Regions from separate parts of the Homo sapiens genome. Here region 1 is linked to region 2. Evidence: chromatin contacts called from ENCODE Hi-C or POLR2A ChIA-PET data. All regions are on one chromosome and are shown on one strand. The core of a region is the stretch at or near the end of the contact, and the rest is flanking DNA. Distances in the headings are between cores, read along the strand shown.

What was found. A loop is a pair of places that touch in the nucleus more often than their neighbours do. ChIA-PET counts read pairs that join two places held with the same protein, here RNA polymerase II (POLR2A). Pooled maps may share reads with other maps.
Region 1: a map of CD4-positive, alpha-beta T cell shows a loop between it and region 2 (24-fold over the local background). The contact joins the promoter of MRTFA here to the promoter of TNRC6B in region 2. A Hi-C loop is called at or near these places in 8 of 168 maps with a recorded cell type or tissue (B cell, CD4-positive, alpha-beta T cell, CD8-positive, alpha-beta T cell and 2 more), 3 of 37 single-sample maps with no recorded cell type and 20 of 50 pooled maps. POLR2A ChIA-PET finds 5 or more read pairs at or near these places in 3 of 52 experiments (CD4-positive, alpha-beta T cell, GM10248 and WTC11).

The regions. Positions count from the first base shown.
Region 1 is chr22:40,632,955-40,639,812 of GRCh38, forward strand. It overlaps MRTFA (myocardin related transcription factor A), which reads right to left and starts at 3,765. Exons shown (of 15, transcript NM_020831.6): 1 at 3,524-3,765. RefSeq lists a silencer at 3,220-3,529 and enhancers at 3,790-4,099, 4,839-6,038.
Region 2 is chr22:40,176,373-40,182,810 of GRCh38, forward strand. TNRC6B (trinucleotide repeat containing adaptor 6B) reads left to right here and starts at 1,553. Exons shown (of 23, transcript NM_001162501.2): 1 at 1,553-1,768. The coding sequence starts at 1,764. RefSeq lists an enhancer at 1,392-1,441.

The DNA.
Region 1 (6,858 bases), core at 2,515-5,014, 460 kb after region 2:
GCCTTAGACATAAACAGCGCCCATATTTGCTGAATTGTGTCAGTGGGTCATTCTCTTTGTTCAATGTCCCCCTTCTTCCAAAATGTATTCATTTATAAAAAACTACTCCCCAAGCCTATACCACTTCATCCATAACCCATCAATGTTTTCTCTTTTCTCTTTCAAAAACCTGAAATATAACCTCCTGACCAAAGCTTTTTCTCAGTAAAGAAATGTTTCTTATGTTTGTCAATTGCAACTATCAACCCTAGCATTTATGTGAATATATATACACACACAAGAACACGGAGTAAATATATATTTGTTCATGTTCATCTTATATTCAAGAAATATTTACTGAGCACCTGCTATGTCCCAAGAACTGCCTTTGAAGCTGGGAAGAAAAACAAATATCCTCACCCCTGGGGAGCTTACAGTAGTATATGAGCTTGCCACAGTGTTTTCTCGAAATATAATACAACGATCTTTGTTAATACAACTTAAAAATTCTAAATTTCCCTTTGTAAATTAAATGGCTGTAAATCTACAAATCGTTTTTTAAATACACTTAAATAAGTATTTAAGCTGCACTCTCAAAGAAAGTTTATACCTGTTTAACAAAGTTAGTAAAGTGCTTCATATGGAATCTGTATATATCAATGTACTCCATTTTTACTGAATGTTCCCACAGGCCATACTTTTTAGGAAATATCACCAAATTTATAAGTATAAAATATATAAATAAAGATAGCCTTTATTTATTATATTGCCATATATAAAGCTTATAAAGATAAGCTTTATTTATTATATCGCCTTAGTGACTAAATCAAATATGAAACATTTCACAGAAAGTAACTTGCAATAGATGTAGTAAAATGATAATAATGATAATATGGGTAGAACTTTCTAACCTCTTTCATATTTACCTCTACAAAAGCATGTTAAAAGGAACCGTATACCATACTTTTAAGTCAGAGATTCAAGTCCTGGTTCTGTTAACTTCTGTATCCCTAAATGAGTTATTTAACTAGTTGCAGCCTATTTCCCTATCCTAAAGCAACACAATCAAAGCCTAGCTTTTATGTAGTGGGCATCAAGGAATGTTAGTTTCCTTCTCCCTTCCTGGGGCTTATAACTGGTATATCAGAAGATTTATCAGGATTTTTTTTTTTTTTTGAGACAGGGTCTCACCGCACATTCAGGATGGAGGGCAGTGTGAACATAGCTTACTGCCACCTCAAACTCCTGGGCTCAAGGGATCCTCCAGCCTCAGCCTCCTGAGTAGCTGGGACTACAGGTGCAAGCCACCACGTCTGCTAATTCTTTAACTTTTTTGTGGAGACAAGCTATCATTATGTTGCCCAAGCGGGTCTCAACTCGAACTCCTGGCCTCAAGTGATCCTCCTGCCTTGGCCTCCCGAAGTGCTAGGATTACAGGCGTAAGCCACTGTGCCCCGCCTATCAGGAAAACTTTCCAAGCTGTTATTTCTCTTTGGAATTTCCTCTCCTTCATCTGAGTTAACATTCAGCTCAAATGCCATTTTCTTTGAAGCCTTCCCATACATCCACAGGAAAAGCTCCCTTGACTCTCCCAGTGAAGTCTGGATTTAGAGTGTATTTCAGCGCGTTACAATCATCTGTCATTTTTTGCCTCTCCCACTAGACTGTGAGCTCCTCATGAGCAGGGACCATATCTCACTTATCTTGACAGCCCCAGCCCTTAGAAAAACACCTGGCACGTTACAAACATGGAACAAAAAGTCTGTTGAATGAATAAATGAAGTCATCCCTTAAGTAGTACTTGTAATTACTAACGGGTGACCCAAACTTTATGGTTTTGCCCTTTATAGGCTGAGATTCTATTTCATACTCTTTTTAATCACTCCCTAATAGCATCTGGCAGAGTACTAAGGACATGGAAACTCTCCAATAAATACTTTTGGGTGATGGGATACATATTACTCTTCCACCTCTCTTGATTTGACTCTAAATAACTTATTCAAGTGGATGTGACTTTTGGAAGCCTTCTTAAAAACGGGCTCTTCTTAATAGTTATTGGCCAAAAACTGAAACAAACACTAGAGCTAAACTACAGATATTTTTTTCTTTGCAGGTGTTTTTAAAGAACGCAGTAATGGATTGCTTCTTTCTAAATCATTTCAATAAGAAACAGTAACATAAAGCCCTTTGGTTCGCTATGAAAAATGCAAACGACATTAAGCAAAACTTAGTTTAATAACTTCCAGCCAAAGGTTCCCCACCCTGCAGTCATAGGGCTGTGGGCCAGCTGGCTGTACCACCTCACCCCCGGGAGATGACTGCTTTTCAACAGTAAAACTGCGTAAGTGACATTTGGAGTTTTGGGGGTCTTCTGAAGTAAAACATGTAGGTCTAACTTCTTACTGACAATAAGTCTTAACGTTACAGGCTTCGGCTTGATGTAGAAAGGACCCTGAAAAGATCTCAAAAACTTGCAACTCGGGGACATTCCAGACGTCTTATGAGTTTAAAACTATGTAAAAACATACGAAGCATGGGGTAATTCCATTATTATATTTAAGTGATGTATTCCACATTCCTGTATATACACACACTTCATGCCAAACAGAGGCTGGCAAGCAAGTTAACCATTCAACTGCCCTTTCGTTATGCTGCATAACAGGGAGACAACAGAGAGAAATCTTGACAATGCCAAGCTGGGCTAGTGCTTAAAGGCACACAGGCAAACCAGGCATTCTCAACATCCCAAAAGCAAACATTTCTTGGGCCCTTACTATGGGCCAAGCACTGTGTCAAACGCTTCACGTGAATTATTTCATTCGACACTTACAACAAACAACCGTATGCGATTGGTGCTATTATCCTCATTTTTCAGACGAGGAAACCAAGGCACAAGATTACACAGCTAGCAAGTGGCAGGTTTGGGAGTCGACTCAAAAGGTCCAGCCCTAGGCACTATGGAGTATCAAAGGTACCCGAAGCGGGGAGGGTGGACTGCATCAGCGTCCTGACAGACGCTTTCTTAGGAGGTAAAGTTCTTGGCCATCAAGTTTCAGATTTGCAGAGCCCTGTACACCTGGCAGCATTCAGGTTTGCTATACTGGCACCAACAAGTCCAGCTGAGCCTCCTTGCCTGGGAATCCCAAGGACTGCACTTGGATCCTGAAGGTCTGCACAAGACCCCAGAGAAAGCGGCCGACACCCCGTCCCTGCAATCAAAACACATCCCGGGAGAAGCGAGGGCGAGGACCTCCGTGCCTCCCCGCCCCGCGCAGCACAGCCCTGCCAGGCAGTGCACAGGTGCACGACCGCGCCCGCCCGCCCGGCCCGGCCCGGGTCCCAGCCCCGGCACAGTGACCGCCGCTCTGCGACTCCGGCCCCGAGGGCAGGGGCAGAAGGCCGGCAAGAAGAGGGCAGGGGACGCGAGGGCCGCCTCGCCCGACCCCCCGAGGACGCGCGCAGCAGGGTCGGGGGGGAAAAAGGATGCTCCAGGCGGGGCGAGGCCGCGGTGGGGGAGGGGTCCCCAACCCGGACTCTCACTCACCGCCTCGCGCGGCTCCCGGCCGGGTTCCGCGGCTCGCCCCACTCCGGCTCTAGCCGCCCGCGTCTCCTCTCGAGGCTCACTGTCCAGCCCGGGCGCACGGAGCTGAGAAGTCGCCGCCAGCGGAGGGCGTGTGGCCAGCGGCAACCAAGAGGGTGGGAAAGATGGGACCGTCGCTCTCGCCGCCGCGGCCACCACAGACACTGCCGCCGCCGGCTCCTCTCAGCCACGGAAGCTGCGGGCCCGCCCACCACGCCCGCCTCCCGTCCTGAAGACTGTCCGCTGGAGAAGTGACGGCGGCGCTAGCCAATCAGAGGCCTGATCGGGGTCGTGATCGGCGGACTAAAGGGCGGGCGGAGAAGGAAGCGGCATGAAGAAGGCGAAAACGGCGGCCTGACTTCCTGTGACTGACGGCACGGCGCAGCCAATGGGCAACGGGGAGATGACCTCATCTCTGAGGAAAGTCTGGAACTGGCTGAGCTGCGGCGAGGGGGTTGGCGACGAGCCGGGGGCGGAGCTCTGGGCCTTAAAGAGGCCGCAGCCCTGTGGTCACCCTGTGAAGGGAAGGGCGGTGGACCCTGCCGGATCTTGCGAAGTTGCCAAGGGGTCAATGCCCAGGCGCGAGTAATTACTGCATTAATCCCAGACCCCATCCCGATTCTTGTCGGGGACTGAAGGGTCTCCGCCTGGGGCTCCGAAGTCGATCATTTCACATTCACGCTTCCCAAAACGAGACACAATAAATTCCGCTCTGGCCTGGAGCCTTGAATTCCCGTTACGGTCCCGCCCCGCCGAGGCCCGTCGCCTTGTTTCTCTGAGTCAGTTTCCCCAACGGTGAAAGGGAGGACGCTGACACCTGCCTGCCCCTCCCTATCTGCCGAGGCCGTGGAGATCAGCAGCAGCGAAAGCGCTCTGGGCTTAGAAGAGGAAAAGGGCTGCGTGAGCCCAAGAGCTTGCATCGGAAGGCTCCAGGAAGAGCATCTGCAAAAAAGAGGATTCCACGGGATGACCCCCGACAACTCTTGGAATTCTAAAATCCTATACCCTTGCCCGCACCCATTCGTGTAGTGAAGGGGCGCGCGTTAGGCGCAGAGGCCACACGCTCCGCAAGTGAACCCGGGCACCTCTCTGAACCTATTCCGGGCTGAGGGCGGGGAGCGGGTGGCTGCCCGATTTAAAAACATGTATATGTATGTGTATGTGTATGTGTATGTGTATGTGTATGTGTATGTGTATATGTATATGTATATGTATATGTATATGTATATGTATATGTATTATGAGTGAAGTCCATGACTGCAACAGGGAGAAAGGAGAAAGGCGAAAGGGGAGAGAGCAACAAGGTAAGCCAGGCCCACTGTGATGACAGCTGCGGTCATGCAGGCCCTTCGTATCCGCCTTCCTCCCCAGCAATGGGAGAGAGCCCAGAAAAGGAGAAATAACCCCAACTCGATGGGGTGGAAAAGGGGGAAGCGCTTTCCGGAAGGCTTCCGGGATGGGGTCACCAGAGTCAGAGGAAGGAGTAACAGTAGATAGAAGAAGAAGTGGTCAGGGGCGTTCTTCTAGGTTTGGGGCGGACCCGCGTGAAGATGCAAAGACTGAAAAGGGGCGGCTCACTTTACATTCCAAGGTAAATTCTCACTATGACCCCCTTTTCCCCATCAAAGGCTTCTGGGACTGCCCATGGGTGAACTCAGAGGGAGGGTAGGAGAGGGTGCTGCTCTATCCAATGGCGGCAAAAGTCAAAGTGGCCTTGGGTATTCCCAATTACTCACTATAAATCAGCTTCCAATGCCGGTCGCAGAATCTTGGAGTTAGACGGGATCCTCGTGGGCTCTTAGTCACACACACCTTCCCCAAGGCAAAAATTCTTGCACAAAATACCTGATAAAATTATTTATTCGATAAATATTTTTTGAGTAAGAACACTGAGGGGGTAAGCTAGATGAGATACAGTCACTACCCTGGGGGTGCTTACACCAAACTGGAGGATGCTAAGGCACGTACTGCGGTGACTGCAATGCCAGGCCGGTATCCCAGGTGACTAAAACAGGATGCAGGCCGGGTGCGGTGGCTCACGCCTATAATCCCAGCACTTTGGGAGGTCGAGGCGGGCGGATCACGAGGTCAGGAGACCAAGACCATCTTGGCCAACACGGTGAAACCCCGTCTCTACTAAAAAACAGAAAAAATTAGCTGGGCGTGGTGGCGGGCGCCTGTAGTCCCAGCTACTCGGGAGGCTGAGGCAGGAGAATGGCGGAACCTGGGAGGCAGAGCTTGCAGTGAGCTGAGATCGCGCCACTGCACTCCAGCCTGGGCGACAGAGTGAGACTCCATCTCAAAACAAAAAACAAAAACAGGATGCAGTCCGGGCGCGGTGACTCACGCCTGTAATCCCAGCGCTTTGGGAGGCCGAGGCGGGCGGATCACGAGGTCAGGAGATCAAGACCATCCTGGCTAACACGGTGAAACCCCGTCTCTACTAAAAACAGAAAAAATTAGCTGGGCGTGGTGGCGGGCGCCTGTCAAGTCCCAGCTACTCGGGAGGCTGAGGCAGGAGAATGGCATGAACCCGGGAGGCGGAGCTTGCAGTGAGCCGAGATGGCGCCACTGCACACCAGCCTGGGCGACAGAGCGAGACTCCGTATTTAAAAAAAAAAAAAAAAAAGAGGATGCAGAAGTGCGCCTCGGAGGAGAAAGTACCCCCACTGGAATTATTGGGGTGGGGCAGATTTCCCCAAAACATGACCAAGGTGGGGCATTCCAGATAGTACCCACCCAGACACAGCCCTCCTTAAAAAGCCCAGGTAATGAGGAGGCACAAGTGTATTTTATTAGTCACAGGAAAAGAGATCTGCCCATTCATGGCAGAGACTGCAGGCAACCTCACCGTCTCACAAATATCTCTATACTTTTTCTGGACAACTTAAATTGTATACGTTTTATATACTATATATAGACACATATATATTTTGTGTATATATAAAGGGTTAGGCTGGATGTGGTGGCTCACACCTGTAATCCCAGCACTTTGGGTGGCCGAGACCAGAGGATCACTTGAGGTCAGGAGTTCAAGACCAGCCTGGCCAACATGGTGAAACCCCGTCTCTACTAAAAATACAAAAATGAACCGGGCGTGGTGATGCTCACCTGTAATCCCAGCTACTCGGGAGGCTGAGGCAGGAGAATTGCTTGAACCTGGGAGGCGGAGATTGCAGTGAGCCGAGATCCCACCACTGCACTCCAGCCTGGGTGACAGAGTAAGAGAGACTCTGTCTCAAAGAAAAAAAAAGCCAGGCGCGGTGGCTCACGCCTGTAATCCCAGCACTTTGGGAGGC
Region 2 (6,438 bases), core at 303-2,802:
TGCCTCGGCCTCCCAAAGTGCTGGGATTACAGGTATGAGCCACCGCACCCGGCCTCATGCGCTTTTTACCATTTTAGTTACTTTCTTTCCTGAAGCCGTCCTTAAAACATAGATGAATGCGAGTTTCTGGGAACTATGTGACCCTCATTCCCCTACATTTTTTATATTCAGGTGGCAGATTTCCTCCTACTCAGCCCAGCCCTTCTGAATAGGGTCCAAGTCATTGATTTATTCATTTATTTACCTCCTATGTGGTGTTTGGTGTGGAGCCTCACAGAGCAGTGAAGACGTGGTGTTTTTCCTTATACAGTTTACAGTCTCCTGGGGAAGACTAATGTTAAGCACATTCTTTCATAAATTGCAATTATGACCATTGCTCTGAAGAAGTAGTAAAGGATATTATGGGAGTGTTAACAGGAGGGCCTGGTCTGGACTGCGAGGGTCAAGAAGCCTTCCCAGGGTGGAGGCGAACTTTTGAGATGGCCAGGAAAAGATGAACAGAACTACTCAAAGAAGCCAAGTGCAGAGTTTCAGAGGTGAAAGAAACCAAAGATACCATCTAGGGAAGCCCAATCTCCGCCGGCTACCAATGAGAAAACGGAGGCCAGGCAGGGTGGGAGGATGGGTAAGGGACTTACTTACTTGCTGTTAGCAGTGAAGTTACACGGCCTGTGAGCCGCGGGGGCTGGAGATGCAAACCGAGCTTGGGTTTCTTAAGTGGGTAGGAGTGGAGATGTATATGCGAAGGAGAAGGGATTAGGAGTGGTGGAAACCAGGTAGGTTTTAATTTAGTGCCTAGGCTCCCTCAGCTGCAGAGCTACCTCCTGCGGTGGGGGAGGGGATTAAAGATGACTCAGACCTGCCCTAGCCCAGAGAAACTCCGTTTGCAGTGCTGAAGCATAGTTTTTATTTGGGTTTGGGGGAGGAGGTACTGAACACACATACAGGCAAAACAATAAGTGTAGAGTTCAGAATTGGGAAACCAGTCCCTCTTCTGCAGCTGTTCAGCTGTGTGATTTGGGATAAGTCACTTAACCTTTCTGAATTGCAGTTCAGTTTATACTTTTGTGCGTTTCTTTCAGTCTTTTTCTATACATTTTAGGAGTTTCTTAGAGATCAGTCGTGCCCTGTATTTCACCTCATTCTTTCAAAGCTAAAGCCTCTTGTTTGGTAGAGCTGTGTTTCAGCCCCTTTTACAGAGCAGTTTGCCAGCCTGTGCTTGCCCAAACATCTAGAGAATAACTAGCAAGCGAGCCAGGAGAAGATCCAGGAGCTGTAAGAATCGTTAGCAACTGAGCATATTTCTATAAACCAATAAAGGTTTTTCTGTTTTGTTCATCTGTTACCCTTATGCTGTTGCCACTTTCACATGCAGTGTCTGTAGGCGGAGAGTATGAGATAACAGCATTTCACAAATGAAAGTGAGTGGAAAAGGGCTGCTTCCCCTTTAAGGCAGTCTCAGCTCCAGCTCCCTCCCCTTTCCTGATTGACAAACCTACCCGAAGTCACATGATCTGCCTCTATTTGAAGGTCACAAAAAGCTGCTTCCTTTAGAGACAGAGAGGGAGAGAGAGAGCAAGAGGGAGAGTGTGTGAGAGAGAGTTAGTTCAAGCCAAAATGGCCGACAGAGTCTCTGCTGGTTTCTGAATATTTAAAATACAAAAAAACAGATAGACAAAAAGAATTCATTTTTTGGACCTTTTTTCATTTCCATTTCTACCTTGTATGCCTCAATTTGCTGGATTTAAGCACTGCTGCACTTTATGAGGTTGGTAAATATTTTCAATTTTTTTTAACCAATTGATTTATATGGATCTTGTCTAACCGTTTTCACTGGTGGTGTTGCAAATCGACATTTGTCTAGCATGGAGACTGGCTTCAGACATTTCGTGGATCTGTGTAAATCAGACCCGTGATGTACTTTGGTTCGGCATTTTAGAAATGGAAAAGACGTGGTAAAATATTTAGATTTTGAAGTGATTTAATTGCACTTTTAATGTATATGCAGATTTTCATCATCGTTTCTATCTTGCAATAAATGAAGCTGCGAGTAATTGGAAATTTGCTATTTAGAAAGAGGTTTTTAAAAAACACAGACCTCCCCCTCCCCCCTTAAATCTGCTGCAAAAATTTGCATAAATATAAATGGGTTTGCATTCTTTCGGCTGCTAAGGCCGACAAAGGATCTGGGAGGGCAAGCCCTAGAACGGGAAAGCCTTTTTCTATCTTTTTATTTTTTAAACTGGGCCCTCCTTCCTAGAGAGATGTAAAACCTAAAGTAAGACCTAATACATTTTAAACATCAGGTTGGGGGCGGGTGAACACCAGGAGGTTTGGGGTTTGTAGATTCCCCTGCTTGAAAACCTCCCAAGCAATATGTGGCTCACCCCTCTCCTTTCTGCGCGCGCTCATTTGCACTGGGTCTCTGTGTGTGTTCTCAAATGTGCAGCCAGATGCGCTTTTATTTTGATCCTGGATTCAACCAAAGGGTAGGACTATGTTGTAAACATGGTGTTTTAAAGATATGAACAGCTATTCACCGCGATTAGAAATTATTTCTTTATCAGTTCTCCCTGTGTATTAGCCTTCTTCATTCCTCACGAAATAAAATTTTTGTTTAATTTTACACAGATGCAAAACTGAGTTTTTCAGCATAAATTCATCGTGTGAGTGTGTGGTTGCCTGTTTCGGCCATGTATCCACTGCGAAGTGGTCATTTAGGGTCACATGTATAAGTAGCAGTCTATGTGATTGTTAGTAACCCCTGAAGCTGTGCAGTGCCTGAAGTTAAATTCCATTACTCCTAATGCAGGATTCTGGAAGCCTGAGAGCAGGGAGGAAAGAAAGCTGAAAACTTGCTTTCTCAGAGCCTCCTCCCCCTATCATTGTGAGAGTGTGATGTAATGCTTCTCGGTCTGGTGGGCTGAAAGGATTGTAGTTTGTGATGTGGCGGGTAAATTGCCCCCACCCCTGGGTAAATTACTCCACCCCCCTGAGCACATCCCTGGCTCTGAGAGGCCTTGTTTTCTTTTCTCTTTTTTTCCTAATTTGTATCCTCCTGATTTATGCTGTGGCATATTGGCATGAGAAAGAGACTGTTCTTCTAAATCTGTTACAAAGTATAGTTTAGAAAAGGCATTTAAAATATGCAAATGGGTTGAATTGTCATATCCCCATCATTAAATATGTAGACGTGGATTAAAGCTAATTAAGCATAAATGGAATAATTTTGATCAGAAGGGAGCAGTGTTTTTTGTTGTTTCCTTTTTAATTAATCTAATTATGAGATGCTTACTGGGCCTGAAAGTGTTAAAAAAGATAAAGTGGAAAAAATGCTGGACCATTTTGAAAATTTGACAGTCTGGAAGAGGGTGTGTGGTGCTTTCAAAAGCTTTATTCACTCTTAAAATGGATTGGCCTCTTGTGCTGAAAATGGCCTGTTTCTTTGGGCCAATTGTGTGTAGATGAAGGGACTTTCACGCTAATTTAACAAAAAGACTTTCCATTTGAATACATAAGATAATTAAAGCCCTCTGTCTCTAACAAGCAAGGATTTTATTATTTTAAAAAATTAATGTTGTTATGTTAGTAATGGTAATAAATACAGAAGTGACTGTTTAGATTCACTGTAAATTTTTTGATGATATAAATTCAGCTTTTGTGTAAGAAGGATTGGAAACATTACATTAAAGAGGTAGTCTGGAACAAAGTTGTCTCTAAATTTTTTTACGGCTTGAATTTAAAGGGAAAAGATAGAGAAATTACCTTAGTGATAGAGAATGTTGCATTGTGGTAGACCTAAAGGAAAATCAGCTCTGATTTTTGTTGCTGTTTTTCTGAAAATGAAAGCACTTTTTTGGGGCTTTGCTTGTTATATGATTCATTTTACACCTATTTCCTAAAGTTGGTCTTACTGAAGAGGAGATAAAACCTAGGCTTTCCATGTTTTGCCATTATCTTGTTTTTGTGGCTGTGTAAACATATGAATGGCAGGTTAATTCAGTTTGCAGAGAGGAGGAACCAGAGCAGGGTACCTGCTGTCTTAGGCAGAACAGAGAATGATACAATGAATGCCATTTGATTCTTTGAAATGTTTTTTATAAATATTCTTTTCCCCTGGATAATTAAAAGGTGAGATAAATAAGACCTGGCTTCACGTATGGGAAGCATTATGGCTCTGGTGAGTTGATAGCTCGACTGCCATTTTGGATCTCAGATCCTGCAGAGCCAATCCTTCTGGCTCACCAACACGATGGTCATCCAGAAGGAAATGAAAATGAGTAATCAATTAAGTGTGCAGATGGATAGTATTTAATTTGTGCCTTCTGTTGAAGTTTTCTTTCTGTGAGTACTGTGAATTGAAGCTTTAAAAACTTTAAAGATGTGGCCGATGTTATGAAGAGCAATATCCAGGGGTGCTGGAACTTGCACGTTGTAGTTTTACTTTTTAAAAATGAGATGGCATATGCAGAGGAAGTTTCTTATTGGAGAAAGTGAATATAATCCCTATTAACTGCCACCCCCCCCACCAATCTATATTTCCTAATGCTGGATCAACTAGTGATAATATCACAACATTACTCTGTCTCAGAAAAAAATGTCACAGGTTCATGACTGAAAGATCACAAAAATTGGTAGCGTTCATCAGAAGTGGTATCTCAATTTTAAAGTGCTTTTCAGTCATTCCATCTGGTTCCCAGAAAGGAAGCTTTGGCATCTTTGATATATGGTGCAAACTCAGCTCTGTTCTTCAGCTGTGAATGGCCATTTGTTATTCTGTGTGGCCACTCGGATGGTCCTTTAAAAATAAACTTCCGAACATTGAAGCAGAGACTTCTAAGGCTTCTCCAGCTCTTCAGCTCTACAAGAGACACTAGAAGAGTGTTATGCGATGATGAGACCTTCAGGTTCTGCAGAGCAGGCTGAGCAGCTCTGGCTATTGAGGACCACCCTGAGGAATAAGGGTGGTCCTCACCCTACCCAGCTGCTCCTCACCCTACCCAGCTGCTCCATGACTGAAAAGTTTGGAAAGATTTTAATTTTTATAACTCAGATCATATAATCATTGATCATCTGCAGTTTAAGCTGGACACAGCCCTGAGGCAATGCAGATAGATGAATGTACTTTGTCCCTTTCCTCAAGGAGTACCAGGTCAGCATTATTGGTAAACAGATCGTCACAACTTGGCAGTTTATGTGCAATATTCAGAGCAAGTTCCTGGTTACAGAAGTATCTGAGTATCTGCATTAGGAGGGTCCTTGTTTTAAAATTTCTTAAAGAAGCCAAATAGGCCAGTCGTGGTGGCTCACGCCTGTGATCACTTTGGGAGTCCCAGGCAGGCTGATTGCTTGAGCTCAGGAGTTTGAGACCAGCCTGGGCAACATGGCAAAACCCTGTCCCTACAAGAAATTTTAAACAAAATTAGCTGGGCATGGTGGCTCACGCCTGTCATCTCAACTACTCAGGAGGCTGAGAGGTGAAAGGATAGTTTGAGCCAGTGATGTTGACACTGCAGTTAGCCAAGATCGTGCCACTGCATTCCAGCCTAGGAAACAGCTAGACCCTGTCTCGAGAGAAAAAAAAAAAAGCCAGCCGGGCGTGGTGGCTCACGCCTGTAATCCCAGCACTTTGGGAGGTCGAGGTGAGTGGATACGAGGTCAGGAGTTCGAGACCAGCCTGGACAATATGGTGAACCCTTGTCTCTACTAAAAATACAAAAAAACTAGCCAAGGGTGGTGGCGCCTGCCTGTAATCCCAGCTACTCGGGAGGCTGAGGCAGGAGAATCGTTTGAACCCAGGAGTCGGAGGTTGCAGTGAGCCGAGATTGTGCCACTGCACTCCATCCTGGGCAGTACAGGGAGACTCCGTCTCAAAAAAAAAAGAAAAGAAAAGAAAAAAAAGCCAAATAATTACCCCATTTAATAATTTTTAGTTATTTAGATATTAGACTTCTTTAAGTGGAACTTGTTTCTGTCTGGTGGCTGGGGAGAGGGACAGCATATGCTAATTGTTTCTCTGTACAGTATTGTTCGTGGATTTACTCTAATCCCACTTTCCTCACCTGCTTGTGATTAAGACGGGTGTCAGGGGTAGGGTGGAGTGAATTGAAGCCACTTGGCCAGAAAAGGGATTTATTTAACTCATGGCAGTGACATCTTAACATTGTTTTCTTCTTTCCGTCATATATTTGTTCAGCAGTAATTTATTAAGCACTGATGTAGGTGCTGGGGCATCTAAGAATTAATTTGGTTGGCCCATTGCCTTCAATAGTTTGGTTCATGTGGAAATACTTGCCATCTGGTGACTAACTATATAACTTACTGCTTTAGGTTATGACTGAGATAACTCCTTAGTTATCTTTTCTGATAATCAGGGAATGAGTGGTAATTTTTTGCTTCTGGTAGTTTTGGAGACTTCATTGAAGGTTTGACTTGATA